Regions from separate parts of the Homo sapiens genome. Here all the other regions are linked to region 3. The links are chromatin contacts, found by Hi-C or POLR2A ChIA-PET in ENCODE. All regions are on one chromosome and are shown on one strand. Each heading gives the region's core, a stretch centred on a gene start or an enhancer-like site at or near the end of the contact. The rest is flanking DNA. Distances are from core to core; before and after follow the strand shown. Region 1 has its middle 27 kb from the start of MIR3679. Region 2 has its middle 21 kb from the start of MGAT5. Region 3 overlaps MGAT5 (alpha-1,6-mannosylglycoprotein 6-beta-N-acetylglucosaminyltransferase).

Region 1 (3,818 bases), core at 436-2,935, 240 kb after region 3:
CAGCATTCATTCATCTCACAGTTAGGGAGCAGTAGAGGCCAGGCCTGCGTTGTGTGCTGCTGGACGTCCTAGGCTTCCTGGAGCATAAAGTATAGGAGAGCTTGAAGATATAAATCAAGCAAGCCTACGGATGAATACAGAATTACAAACTGTGGCAACTACTATGAAGAAAAGAACGGCGGGGAGAGCAGCAGAGAATAATGGGGATCTGCTCTCAGCTGAGGGGTCCAGGGAGGCCTCCCTGCGGAAGGAAAGGACATTTAAGTGCAGATAGGAAGAGGCAGGAGTTGGCCAGAAAAAGAGGGAAGGAAGGAAGCTTTCTCAGAAAAAGAACACCATGTGCAAAGGCCCTGGAGCTGGGGAGAGCATGGTACTTTGGAGATCCTGAAAGAGCCAGTGTGGCTAGAAACAGAGGGAGGCAGGAGGACAAGTGAAAATGAAGCTGGAGATGTCACCTGGGCCAGAGGTATGACCAAGAGTCTGTGTTGGCATCTAAGCTTAAAAAGGATGGCCCTGAATTTTAGTAGAATATTGACAATAAAAATAACAACCAACATTTTTTCCAGTACTTACTATGTGCCAGGCCCTGTCCTAAGTGCTCCATATAAAAAGGTAATCCTTACAACATTCCAACAAGTAGATTCCACTCCTATCAGCATGCCACTTTACAGATGAGGACACAATTCAATTCAGCTGCTCCAAGTCAGACCTAGTTAAGGACTGAAACACAATCAGACCAACTTCAGAAACCAAGCTCTCAACCACTTCGTCACTCTGCAGGAGAATGGAGAAGCAGATGGACCTCAATGATCTGCTTTGCATTTTCAGAAGCTCAATGTGGATGCCGTGCAGACAGGGAAGTGAGAATGGAAGCAAAGGACACGGCATCTTCCAGGCCAGAAATGGCAGGAGCCTGGGCCAGGGTGGTGGCAGCAGAGATGTCCAAGACACAGGAATTCTGGGCGGTGGGGAAAGAGAGCACTCTCCTAGGGACTGTTTCACATGTGCCAAACTCCTGACCATGAACAAAGTTTGCGCGTCCTAACCCACCCCATCCACCTGCCATCAGACAATGTGAATAAGCGCCCAGGAGAGTTCTCCCTCTTCTGCAGGACTGACCCAAAACACAGGGCGGTCACTGAGCCTCTGTTATTCCTAAGAGTTAGCATTGATGAAAAAGTCTGTTCTTTGTTTAGAAGGGATGTCATTATCCTCCAGGAAAGGTCACAGATGACCAAGACACCTCACGGTGGTGCCCTCAAGAACACTGACCAGATTCAAACTCAGATACAAAAAGATGCTTCTAGCTTGAATTTTAACAAGCAGAGTTTCTCTTTAATTAACTTGATCGCCTCACAGCTCATTAGAGAGAGTCAGACAGCACAGTTGTCAGGATGGCTCGTGTTTCTAGAAAACTCCCACCTATGGCTTGGTAAAACGGTATGGATCTTGGAGAGGCCATTTCCTTGGATGAGATTTAGAGTCTCAGGGGTGTGGTCAGTGTCCTCTGACTTCAAATAAAAAGAGTGTTGTGGGGTAGATAATGGAGGCTTACCACCAGCTTACACAGCCTGAGAATCAAAACCACTGACAGCTCCGTGCAGGCAATGGGGACACCTGGACGGGCGGAACCACTGAGTTTCTTGTCTCCCGTGACAGGTCTAATCAGGACTTCCCCAAAACGGGGCTTGCCTGTGCCCTCTGACCTGCATGTCTGAACACAGCATGGATAGGCCTGGCAGGATATGGAGGAGGACACAGAAGGGGAGGAGTGGGTGGGAGCAGGGCCATTTCCTTATATAAATAAGTCGCAGCCTCTCGTATTGCAACAGTTGTGAAAAAGTCCACACCCATTTCAGAGTTTTGAAAGACTTCATCTGAGATAGGTGGAGAGGGCCAAGTGCCCCTCTGAAGCTCTTTCCTGCGTGCCATCCGTTCCCTGACCCATATTCGTTTCTCCCAAATTCCTCCTCATTACCTGCTGCCTTAATTGGCCACAAAGTCTATGTATTATAAGTGGAAACTATTAATAACACCTGGTGGGTGAAAATGCTATGGCTCTTATTTACAAAAGTATTAAATTAAGTACCTCTTGTTTTGCGGGGCTCTGGGTATTTTTTTTCCATAGGATAAAAAAATAAAATAAAATAGGGCATAAGAACAAAGAGCTACAGCCCTGCCGTTGCCCCTATGGAAGGGGCCGAGAAACTTCTAATGATGAGGGAAGGGAGGGAGAGAGTGGAGCGGAGAAGCCCATGTCTCTGGGCCTTAACCCTCATAGCATTAGGGCCTTCTCCTCCCAAGGAACCATAAGCAAGAGTTAATATGTCACTCAGCAAACACTGCTCGAGAAGTATAGTCAGTCGTCTGCTATAAGGAAATCGTCCTCGAGTGGCCTGTAAGACTCTGAGTGAGTGGCTTAATCACCCAGCAGGGCCTAGCAGGCAATACAGAAAACTCCTCCGAGACAGCAAGCCTGTAAAGGCAAAGCATTATCATTTGTAACAGGATTAATAACAACATGGGCTGGAAACAAACAGACACCACTGGATTACGTTTCCAGCCTCTTCAGGGAGACCATCGAGTTCAATGAAGGGTTTTATTTCTTTGTTTTTAAACAAGACAGCATCTCCCACCATGTGACACCAAGAACCCTCTCCAGGGAAATCAGTTCTTGTGCATTTGTCCTGCCAATGACAGGCAGCCTGAGGTACAGGGATTAAAACAGTTAGTCAGGAGAAGGTCCAGGAGGAATTTTACAATTCCAATTTAATAATAAAAAAAAAGAAAGAAGACCAAGGGTCTCCTGATTAAGCCTCAGCACTTTAAAAAGGGCTTAAGGGGATCAATATTCCCATGTCACAGTGCTCCTTAAGTTATTTTTTTAACCACTTGGGGCCTTGATTAAAAATGTGGACTCTGGCCCGGCGTGGTGGCTCACGCCAGTAATCCCAACACTCTGGGAGGCTGAGGCAGGCAGATCATTTGGGGTCAGGAGTTCGAGACCAGCCTGACCAATATGGTGAAAGCCCATCTCTACTAACCCATCTCTACTAAAAATACAAAAAAATTAGCCGGGCGTGGTGGCACATGCCTATAGTCCCAGCTACTTGGGAGGCTGAGACAGGAGAACTGCTTGAACTCAGGAGGTGGAGGTTGCAGTGAGCCAAGATCACACCACTGCACTCCAGCCTGGGCGACAGAGTGAGATTCCATCTCAAAAAAAAAAAAAAAAAAAAAAGTGGACTCCATGCCTGGAAAGGGTATGCTTAGAGATCTCCCCTTTTGACAAGTTCCTTTGGACTTCCTTACGCAACTGAGGTTGCCAAAGCACTGCCCTATTTCATTAATGCACTGCTGATATACAGCTAAAGTCAGAGAACGATTCATACTTTTCTTTTAAAACTAAGAAGATAAACTCAGTCACATTTGCACATAACTTGGAGACAAACATAGTTACCACGTTCATTAGTGAAGTCTCTGGCTTCCCAATTTTTTCAACAGATAGTTCATTATTTTGTAAAAAATTAAAAAGACATTGATTTTACATTTACTTCCTTTATTTCCTTTGGGGAAGATTGGCAGTGCAACATTTGGCAACAGAAAGAAGAGCTGTGAGTGACTGAGGTCCCATGGCAGTGAGTGGGTCCCACAGGGGATGAGTGAGTGAGGTCCCATGGCAGTGGACGGGTCCCATAGGGCGTGAGTGAGGTCCCATGGCGGTGGGCGGGTCCCATAGGGCGTGAGTGAGGTCCCATGGCGGTGGGCGGGTCCCATAGGGCGTGAGTGAGGTCCCATGGCGGTGGGCGGGTCCCATA
Region 2 (4,388 bases), core at 1,873-4,372, 160 kb after region 3:
ATTACAATGATTTAAATCCCTACAGCAGTACAGCAGGATCTGGGGTGGGGAGAGTTTATTAATACCTTAGCAAAACGTGCCATGAATACACCATTTGGATATTCATTTTTTTAAAGTGCCCTGATTTTTCCCAGGGTGTTCAGTTAACATTTAGCTCATGGTGTTACCGGCCCTGTCGATTGGGTTAGGTTATTTTCCTCAATTCCTCTGCTCTGTGGCTCTTCTCTCTCTCCATCAAAACCCACCCAAGGATCAAGCTGAGGTACTCGTTTCTCAACCCTCACTGGGTATCACGATCATGTTGGAAGACGTTTTAAATACAAATGGTAGCCCTCCCCAAGATCATAATTCAATTGGTCTACACAGGGCCAGGAAAGCAGTATAATTTAAAGCAATCCCAAGAGACTCTAAGGTGCAGTCAGAGTTGAGAACTATTGATCTAAGATAACCACCTTCCCAGGCAGATAAGTGGGTAGAAGGGTACTGAGGGAAGAGAAACAGGTATGAGGTCGGGGAGCATGGCAGGGGAGACAGGGGCTGTGTTGAACCAAAGACCAGGCACCCCTCTGATAGGGCAGCCACTTCTCAGCTCTAACCACCAGACAACTTGAGCTAAGACAGCCTGGGTTAGCTAGATCTTCCAATTTTCCAAAGAAGCCAGAAACCCAGAGTTTTGGTCAAATCTGTGTATTCTTAAATGCTGGTGCTAATTTAGATTAAAAAAAAAATTCTGGTGGTCCAAATAAAACGCATCTGCAACCTTCCTTACAACCACCACCCTAAGCACTTGAAGCTGGGGAGTCTTATAAAAAGACTGAGGCAAATATACAAGACCTTGAATTGAAGGCAGTTTACAATCTCACTCACCTGCTCAGTCCACCTCATGACAGGTGTCTGTTACTTTATCCTAATTGCTCAACTATTCTGGACTTTCTAAACAGCAGCTGGTATTGTTCTCAAATATTGACTTCTGCTAATCACTTTCAAAGGATTCTGAGCACTGGCTTCCAGCCCTCATTCACCACCCAACACAAGCTTGTGACTTAGTCACACCTTATTGCTAATCCCAAGAAACGAAGGGAATTTAAAAGCACCTGGTGAGAGAGAAGCAGGCCTCAGAATCCAGAAAGCCTAAGTGACTTGCCCAGGGCCACAAAGACTGTCAAGGTAGGGTGAACAAACTTGTCCCCGTTGGTCACCCTAGTTGAAGGACAGAGCCACATTGCTGTGTCTTATGTATGGACCCCCATAGTCTTATAATTCTTGATATATACATACATTTGACTTTTAGCTTTATGATCTGCTCCCTGTTGAGACTCAAACTTCTTGAAGGAAGAGATTCAAATCTTTCTGTGAACTAACTACTTAATATCTGTTGGGAAAAGTCCTTGTAGCCCCCTTGGTTAATAAAGATGGCTGCTGGTGGTGCCCTTGCAAACTATAGGCATCACTGCTCTAGGAGTCTCTTGGAAGAACCTGTAAGTCTTGACTCCCACCAACCCCTGCCCCCAATCCCCGGCTTCCTTCTCAGCCCCCAACTACTTCATCACATCAATAACAAAGTATGAGAAACACAGAAAAATGAAACACATGAGCAACTTTCAACTGACTGTTTCCTTCTCTCTTTAGACCACAAAGTCTCCCTGCTCTAATGAGATTATTACCCATCATGAAAGGACATAGCATCTAGCGTTCTGATTTCTCCACTCAGAGATACACCTCAGAAGGCAGCTTCTCAGCTGTGAAAGAAGTTGGCCTTTGCAATCCTCTCTTAGAAGTCTGCTTCGGAATTATTCAAGAGAGCCAGAGTCAAACCTAGAGTGTTGTGCATGAATAGAGAGGCAATCTGGTGTGGCAGAGAGGCTTGGGAATTAGATTCAGATTAAAATCTCTGCACTGACATAAGCCAGCCCTGTGCCCTCTTGAAGTTACAGAAATGAAGATCCAGTTTCCTTATCTGTAAAATGTCTACCTGCAGGGTTTAAATTTGCAAAGGGCCTAGTCTAGTGACCGATCCTTGATGAGAGTTACTGGAGAAGTCTCATGACTCCTACAATGAGCCCCAGAGGCCTCTGTGAGTAAGGTGGAAGGACCTAGCCTTCTGCCTGATCTAAATACATTAAGATCTGCCTTTGCTGACCTAGTTTTATTCTAAAGCAGTTGTGGTTTTCTTTCTTCCCTTCAGTTCCTTTTCTCAAAGGATGTAAGCATATCTGTGTGAAACACATAAAAAAAATGCACCAAGTGTCAGCAAAATGTTACTGTAACTGATAAAAAGGCATTTTCTATCTTGTCCATCAGTTTTGATGAGGAAGCAAAGCAGACTAGCCCAATTCCTAGCATTGGTAAAGATTGCTACTTCAAAGAATTTTCTGGGTCAGCACCTAAAAGTCTGAAATCCATTCCACTGAATTCATTATGACCCATAGTAATACCCCATCTCTCAAAGCAAAACTACACTGTGATTCATTGCATAGAGCCATTCCCTGGTAGACACTATATTTTAGACTTATGAATAAAACAAGTACAGAAAACAAAATAAAACACAGAACCAGCCCTGTACCCTTATATTTTACAATCTACAAAAAACAAAGTCAGATTTACACATACCTGGAAAACAACTCACGATGACATCATTTTAAGCTAACTGAATCTTGGATTCAAGAAGAATCAATGTCTATACTATTCTTCTAGCATAAAACCTGTTGTGGCAGTTTTAACTTTTTAACTTAAGAAAGTTATGACCTTAGGTCACTAGACAGAATTACATTACTCAAATGTATTCTTGGCAAACTCTTTGGGGATATAATTCACTCTGCAAGGAAAAACTGGTAATTGCCACCAATATCTCACACACATGTACATACAAGAAGACACACCATAACACACCATAACAACCACCACCCACAGAATCAAGAAGACCCATGCCATTCTTAAATGAAAATGTGCACCAGTTAAGAAATAATCTAACATCTCAGGTTAGCAGGAAGTGCCACACTCCAACCTAACAAGAAAAATGGGCATTAAAAAAACATTACATAGGTCTGTGGTCTATTAACAGTAACCTGTTAGTATCAACTTCCTGGTTTGGTATTGTAACAGAGCATGAAATCTGGGGAAGGATGGGTCCGTGGGTCTCTTTGTACTGTTTTTACAACTTCCTGTGAAATTATTTCAAAATAAATTGTTTTCTAAGCATTACTTATTGGGTATCATCCTGTTTGGGGAGATTTTTCAAGATGTAGAAGCCCTTTCCCAAGGCCCCTCTTCAGCTAATGGGTCCAGAATAGGATATACACCTAAATACTTTGAAAAGGGTTCTGGTTCCTAGATGATCTGAAACTCCTCCCCTGTTGAGTAAGAACCACCACCAAATGGCAGGTAAATCACTGAAGACATTTAACAGTGCTGAGGCCACCATATTTGATATTGGCTGCTGTGTAGAGGATGGGTTTGAAGGGTGGCTCATGAAAATCCGGGTGAGAAATGAGTCCAATAAAGGCCTGAACAGGGTAGTGGCAGTCCAGTCATAATAAGAAACCAAATGCTAGAAATACTTAAGAGGTCAAATCAGCAGGACAGTGGGCAATGACTAACTGGAAGGAATGAGGGAAGACGAGGAGGAGGAGGAGGAGTATAGAATGACCACTAGGCTTCCAGCTTGGGCAGCTGAGGAAAAGGTGACATGTCATTCACCAAGACAGGAAAATGGAGGAGCTGGTTTGTGAGGGAGGATGGCTGCCTGAAGCTTCCACAGAGCAATAGTACTATATCATATATTGCAGACAGAACGATCTTTGTCTAGAGAGGTAATTCCTTCTTCCTCAACTCACTGGGTGTAAAGTACCAGGGGACAGACAACTCGGCACAGCAGGCAAGAAGGACCAGCCACTACTCAGCCATGTCAGCCACTTGGCCCCGCCCTGGTCTGATCATTTTCACAGCCAGCCACAAACCCAGTGATCTTTCCCCAAATACCTCCAGTGGGTAGAGAGCTACTCAACCAAGCTGCTCCCCACAGGTTCTAGAGGGTCTGGGTTTCTAACATTTCTATTAAAAGAACTCCAGAGGGTGAATGAGGGAAATCATCCATCAATAAATCAAGCAACTAATTATTTCACTTTGCCATAATCTCTTTAAGAAATGGTGTTCCAAAGTGAAAGGAAGAATTCCACATGAGAAGACATCAAGACAGCCTATGAAGATCTTGACATAGGAATTTGTACATTGCTACACAGGAAGCATTTACCACCCACCACAGAGGAATGCAGTTTATTTGATAATTATTTGTCTAGGTTATAAACCCTTTTTGTAACAGTTTACTGAAATATAATTCACATACCATACAATTAACCAACTTAAAATATACAATATAATGGTTTTTACTG
Region 3 (4,313 bases), core at 464-2,963:
GAGTAGTATTTGGAGATGTTCCTCTCTTTGAAGCCCCAATAGATAATAAAAGGCACCTCTCTGGGGACACCAGGACAGCCAGATTCAGGCAGGTTGCAATGCCCCTTCTGGTGCCATCCCAGCTCTTGACTTCATTGTCTGCACGGGGGATGACAGACTCCAAATAAGACATAATTTAATGTGCCAGGAAGCTCTCATTGTTATAATAATTATACGCAGGGTAAACAGCACTGCTTCAAAAAGACAAGACTTTTTGAAGATCCTTATGCTTGGCAGCTCTTACCAGCAGTCTCACAGAAGGGGTGGCATTAATTACTCAGAGTGGAGACAGGGGAGAATTGGTCTCTGTCTGTAAATAGCCTTTACACAGGCAGGCCAGCCCTCCCACACTGATCTGAGGTAATCTGGCCTTTTCTGGGGCCCTATCCATATTTGTGTAAAATTTAGCAGGCAGTTTGGGGTCAAGAATGAAGTAATCTGTGTTTTTATTCCAGTTCTCTGACTAACTTCTTATGGGACTTCGGCAAGTTCCCAAAGTTCAGTTTTCTTATCTGTAAAATGAAGGAATATTAAACCTGCCCTATTATCTCACGTGGGTATTCACGGAAACAAATGAGATTTTTAAATTATTATGTGAAGGCACATTCTTTCACAAACTCGCTGTCCCCAAGGCTCATGCATCTGAAAGAGCTCTACCCAGCACTTAGTTATGGCTGAGATTGGGGACACCATGGACCTCAGAGGATGCAATGCCTTCGTGTGGTGTGGGGCAGACCCATCCCTCACCAAGGGCTTTCTGTCCTAGATGCTGGGTCCACTGACCCAGGGGTGCCCCCTTCTGGGTGGGACAGCATAGGCTGGTTTCCACTATGCCACATCACTAAGGTGCATTTCTAATTTTAAGCTCTAGTTGTAGGGCTGTGCTTGCTAAATTTCCTTGCTGAGGCACTCAGCCCCATGCCATATGCATTAATACCCATGGCTTCATGATGATGGATGTGTCCACTGGTAATAATGCACATAATCTCTCCCCTCAGAATACCGAGTGTCAACATGCTGTTGTTGTAGGCGGGGACTTGACACGTGACAAACCAGGCCACTTAAAACACAAGACTCTCTTGGGCTCCTTCCTTCCCCTGCTCCCACCAAGCTAAGAACAAACTTCTAAATTCCAGGCACGATCTCTTTGTGTTTGAGGTGTACAGATTGAGATTCTGATTCAGGTATAGCAGCGTAAGGTCCCTTTAAAGGACAGCTGACCACCAGGCTTTAAATGAAGAGCTGATTTTTAAGACAGAAGCTAAAAATATCCTCTCCATCTCTCTCCTCAAAATAAATCACATGCCTCTTGAAATTTATTCACCTCATTCCTGATTTCTTAAAAACATGAAGATAGCAAAATAAAAGTGATCACTCTAATTAGAGTACCTTCCAATCTAAAATGCTGCAAATAAACATATTTGAAAGGAAAAGCAGCTGAAGTGTCTAATTTGCAAGCAGCAGTTTGAAAACAGGAACAATTAAAATACACTGGTAAAGCAAAGCTGAGGTCTCATACTCATCAATGGTTTCAGAAAATCTCTCACTTTCTACGTCCTCCTCCCCATTTCTCAGGCAGCTTCTGAGTGCTGAAGCTCTGCCCTGTTACCAATGCCAACACGACACACCCTATAGAGAGGTGTGTCTATAAGAAAAAGGGAGAAGGACCCAGAGCCAGGAAACCAGGATTTCAAACTTTGACATTGCCCTTTGCTGGCTATGTGCCCTTGGGAAGTGGTTTCACCCACCTGCACCTGGACTCTTCAGGTAATAACCACCCTCCCTCCTGGAGAGGCCCAAAGGATCACATGAGATAATGTGGTTAAGTGACTCAAACTACAAAGGATTCTTCTCATGACTTCTCAACCTTGTGGTTCTATTCTAGCCAAGTCTTTCTTGTCCATCCCACGTCCAGGATTGTTACAGACTAATTGTCTGTGTCCCCCAAAATTCATATCCCCGCTATTGAAATCCTTATCCCCCCTGTGATGGTACTAGGAGGTGAGGCCTGTGGGAAGTAAAGAGGTCACAAGGGTGAAGTCCTCATGGATAGGAATAGTGCCCTTTTAAGAAGAGACCAGAGATCTAGGTCACTCTTTCCACCAGGTAAGGATAAGACATTGGCTGTCTGTAACCCAGAAGAGGGCCCTCACCAGAACCCAACCATAGTGGCACCCTGATCTCAGACTTTCAGCCTCCAGAACTGTGAGAAATAAATTTCTGCTATTTATAAGTCACCTAGTCTATGGTACTTTATCACAGCAGCCCAAACACTCAGCCAAGGCTAACTAACTGTAGTTTCCAGTCTTTGTTCAAGACACTCTCTCCTGCTTAGAAGTGCCATCCTGCCATTCACCACCCCAGGTAAGACCCCTTTTGAAGAGCTCCAAGTGGTAGCCTCTTTTGGATGGTTTCCTCAAGCAGATCACTAACGGCACCACCTACCTCCTCAACTCTCTCAGCACTCAATCCCCATCCCCAGCCAATGGAGCCCTAATCCTCTGCTTATTGCTGTCTCCCACCTGGTTAAACACTGCTTGAGAGTTCAATATGTCCCCTCCTCTTACTTGATTCCAAGCTTCAGTGGGGCAAGGACCTGATCAGATATTCTAGATCAACAGCATCTGAAGTTGCTCAATTGACACATGCTAAAAGAAATAGGAGTCCAAGAAACGAAGACCTTTAGGGTCTGAAACAAGACAAAGAGAGGCAAAAGTCTGAGAGATGGCATAAAAGATGCTAAAGAAGAGACGTTTATCCAGTAAAAGAAACCATACAGAGAGGTTGGAAATGGCCCACTTCAGTGGAGACCTAGGCCCAAATAACTTGCTATGTTAAAGGAACTCTGCAGCAACTATTTTTACCAAAAATCAGTGACCATTATATTTCACTTAGATTTGGGGGCGGGAGGGTTAGGGGGAAGTGTTTTCAGACAGAATACATATCATGTGACATAAATCTGTGTTTGTTAAGACAGACTCCTCCATGAAAATAACAGTAGACATAGGACAAGGTTAAAGTCTTTGGATTAGTCCTACATTTAAAATAGTTACAGGGTTCTGCCATGTGATTTGAATACTCTTTAATTTCTGAAAACAAAAGAAACATATATTGAAATAAAAATAATTCCTTTCTATATTTTCTGATTTAAAAAAGATAGCATTAGGAGATATACCTAATGTAAATGACGAGTTAATGGGTGCAGCACACCAACATGGCACATGTATACATATGTAACAAACCTGCACGTTGTGCACATGTACCCTAGAAAAAGTATAATAAAAAAACAAACAAACAAACAAACAAAGTAACTGAAGTTGGATTTTGTTTTTGGTGTTTGATTTGATTGGAGGGTAGCTGTTTTGCTGGCACCTCAAGCAGTGCCTGATCTAAAAAGTGAACCTCAAAAAGGGGATGCACGAGATGATCCACGGGGATGCACAAAAAAATAGGAATGTGTTTCTTTACAGTGTAATATTTGTATACCATAAATACCATTATTCTACTCTCCATTTTTATCAATAAATTAGTATCCATATATTGAGAGGTCAAACTCAGCCTTTTTTCATTGACATGGCTCCAACAATCAAAAACAAACTGAAGACCCAGTGGCAGTCTGAAGCGTGGAATGGAAGGCTTGCAAAAAACTGCAGGAAGGATTGGGAAAAAGTGATGAAACCACACCAACGCCCTGCCTGTCCTAGTTATTCACGTTCTCAGCTTAGAAAGAATAATTGTAAAAGGAGAATGATGATATTTTTCTGAACTCCAGTTGAATGTGAGAAAGGGAAAGTGAACATGTTCAATACAAGGTTCACAAGAGGAGGCATTTGGTCTCCTGTGTCCTTAACAGAATTTCTGAACTCAGGACCACATAGTTTCTCTCCAAAGGAGTCACCTAACACTTACTTAGGCAAGAATACAAGTACTCCAAATTTATGATGGGACCAGCTTGCCATAACCTGTATTAGTTTTGATTCCAAATTTATTCAGGTCACCTTCACACACCATTAACTCAGTTATCCACCAAGCCATTAGACACCATATGTGCATGACTACAGGCCTCAGGGGCTCCAAGAAAAAATTAATCACCAGGGAACCTATCTAGCTGGTTGGTCTGATAGTTCAGCTGGGAAAGCATATGGAGTAGCACAGAGGCTGAGGCTAAACGCCACTTAGAAAAATTAAAGTGAGAAACAGCCTTCCTTTAAAAAAGGAGCAAATCTGGAAAAGACAGAGGGTGCTAGCTTAGTGCAGATGTTGTCTAGGTCTGT

Evidence for each region. Hi-C counts contacts between places; a loop is a spot of excess contacts on that map. ChIA-PET counts read pairs that join two places held with the same protein, here RNA polymerase II (POLR2A). Pooled maps may share reads with other maps.
Region 1: a loop to region 3 is called in a pooled map, with 2.0 times the contacts of the local background. The contact joins two enhancer-like sites. A Hi-C loop is called at or near these places in 1 of 50 pooled maps. POLR2A ChIA-PET finds 5 or more read pairs at or near these places in 3 of 52 experiments (SK-N-SH, activated CD4-positive, alpha-beta T cell and common myeloid progenitor, CD34-positive).
Region 2: a loop to region 3 is called in a pooled map, with 5 times the contacts of the local background. The contact joins two enhancer-like sites. A Hi-C loop is called at or near these places in 9 of 168 maps with a recorded cell type or tissue (adrenal gland, cardiac septum, colonic mucosa and 3 more), 1 of 37 single-sample maps with no recorded cell type and 4 of 50 pooled maps. POLR2A ChIA-PET finds 5 or more read pairs at or near these places in 4 of 52 experiments (OCI-LY7, PC-9, WTC11 and 1 more).

The regions. Positions count from the first base shown.
Region 1 is chr2:134,152,323-134,156,140 of GRCh38, reverse strand. It overlaps a transcript of MGAT5 not described here. Among named protein-coding and RNA genes, the nearest start is that of MIR3679, 27 kb to the right of the region's middle. Within about 2 kb of position 1,685, at least 4 of the 41 ENCODE cell types and tissues checked have a DNase peak (open chromatin) inside an H3K27ac peak, as active enhancers do.
Region 2 is chr2:134,231,330-134,235,717 of GRCh38, reverse strand. It overlaps a transcript of MGAT5 not described here. Among named protein-coding and RNA genes, the nearest start is that of MGAT5, 21 kb to the left of the region's middle. Within about 2 kb of position 3,122, at least 9 of the 41 ENCODE cell types and tissues checked have a DNase peak (open chromatin) inside an H3K27ac peak, as active enhancers do.
Region 3 is chr2:134,389,376-134,393,688 of GRCh38, reverse strand. The region is part of intron 10 of MGAT5 (alpha-1,6-mannosylglycoprotein 6-beta-N-acetylglucosaminyltransferase); the gene reads right to left. Among named protein-coding and RNA genes, the nearest start is that of MGAT5, 140 kb to the right of the region's middle. RefSeq lists an enhancer at 1,627-1,736. Within about 2 kb of position 1,713, at least 3 of the 41 ENCODE cell types and tissues checked have a DNase peak (open chromatin) inside an H3K27ac peak, as active enhancers do.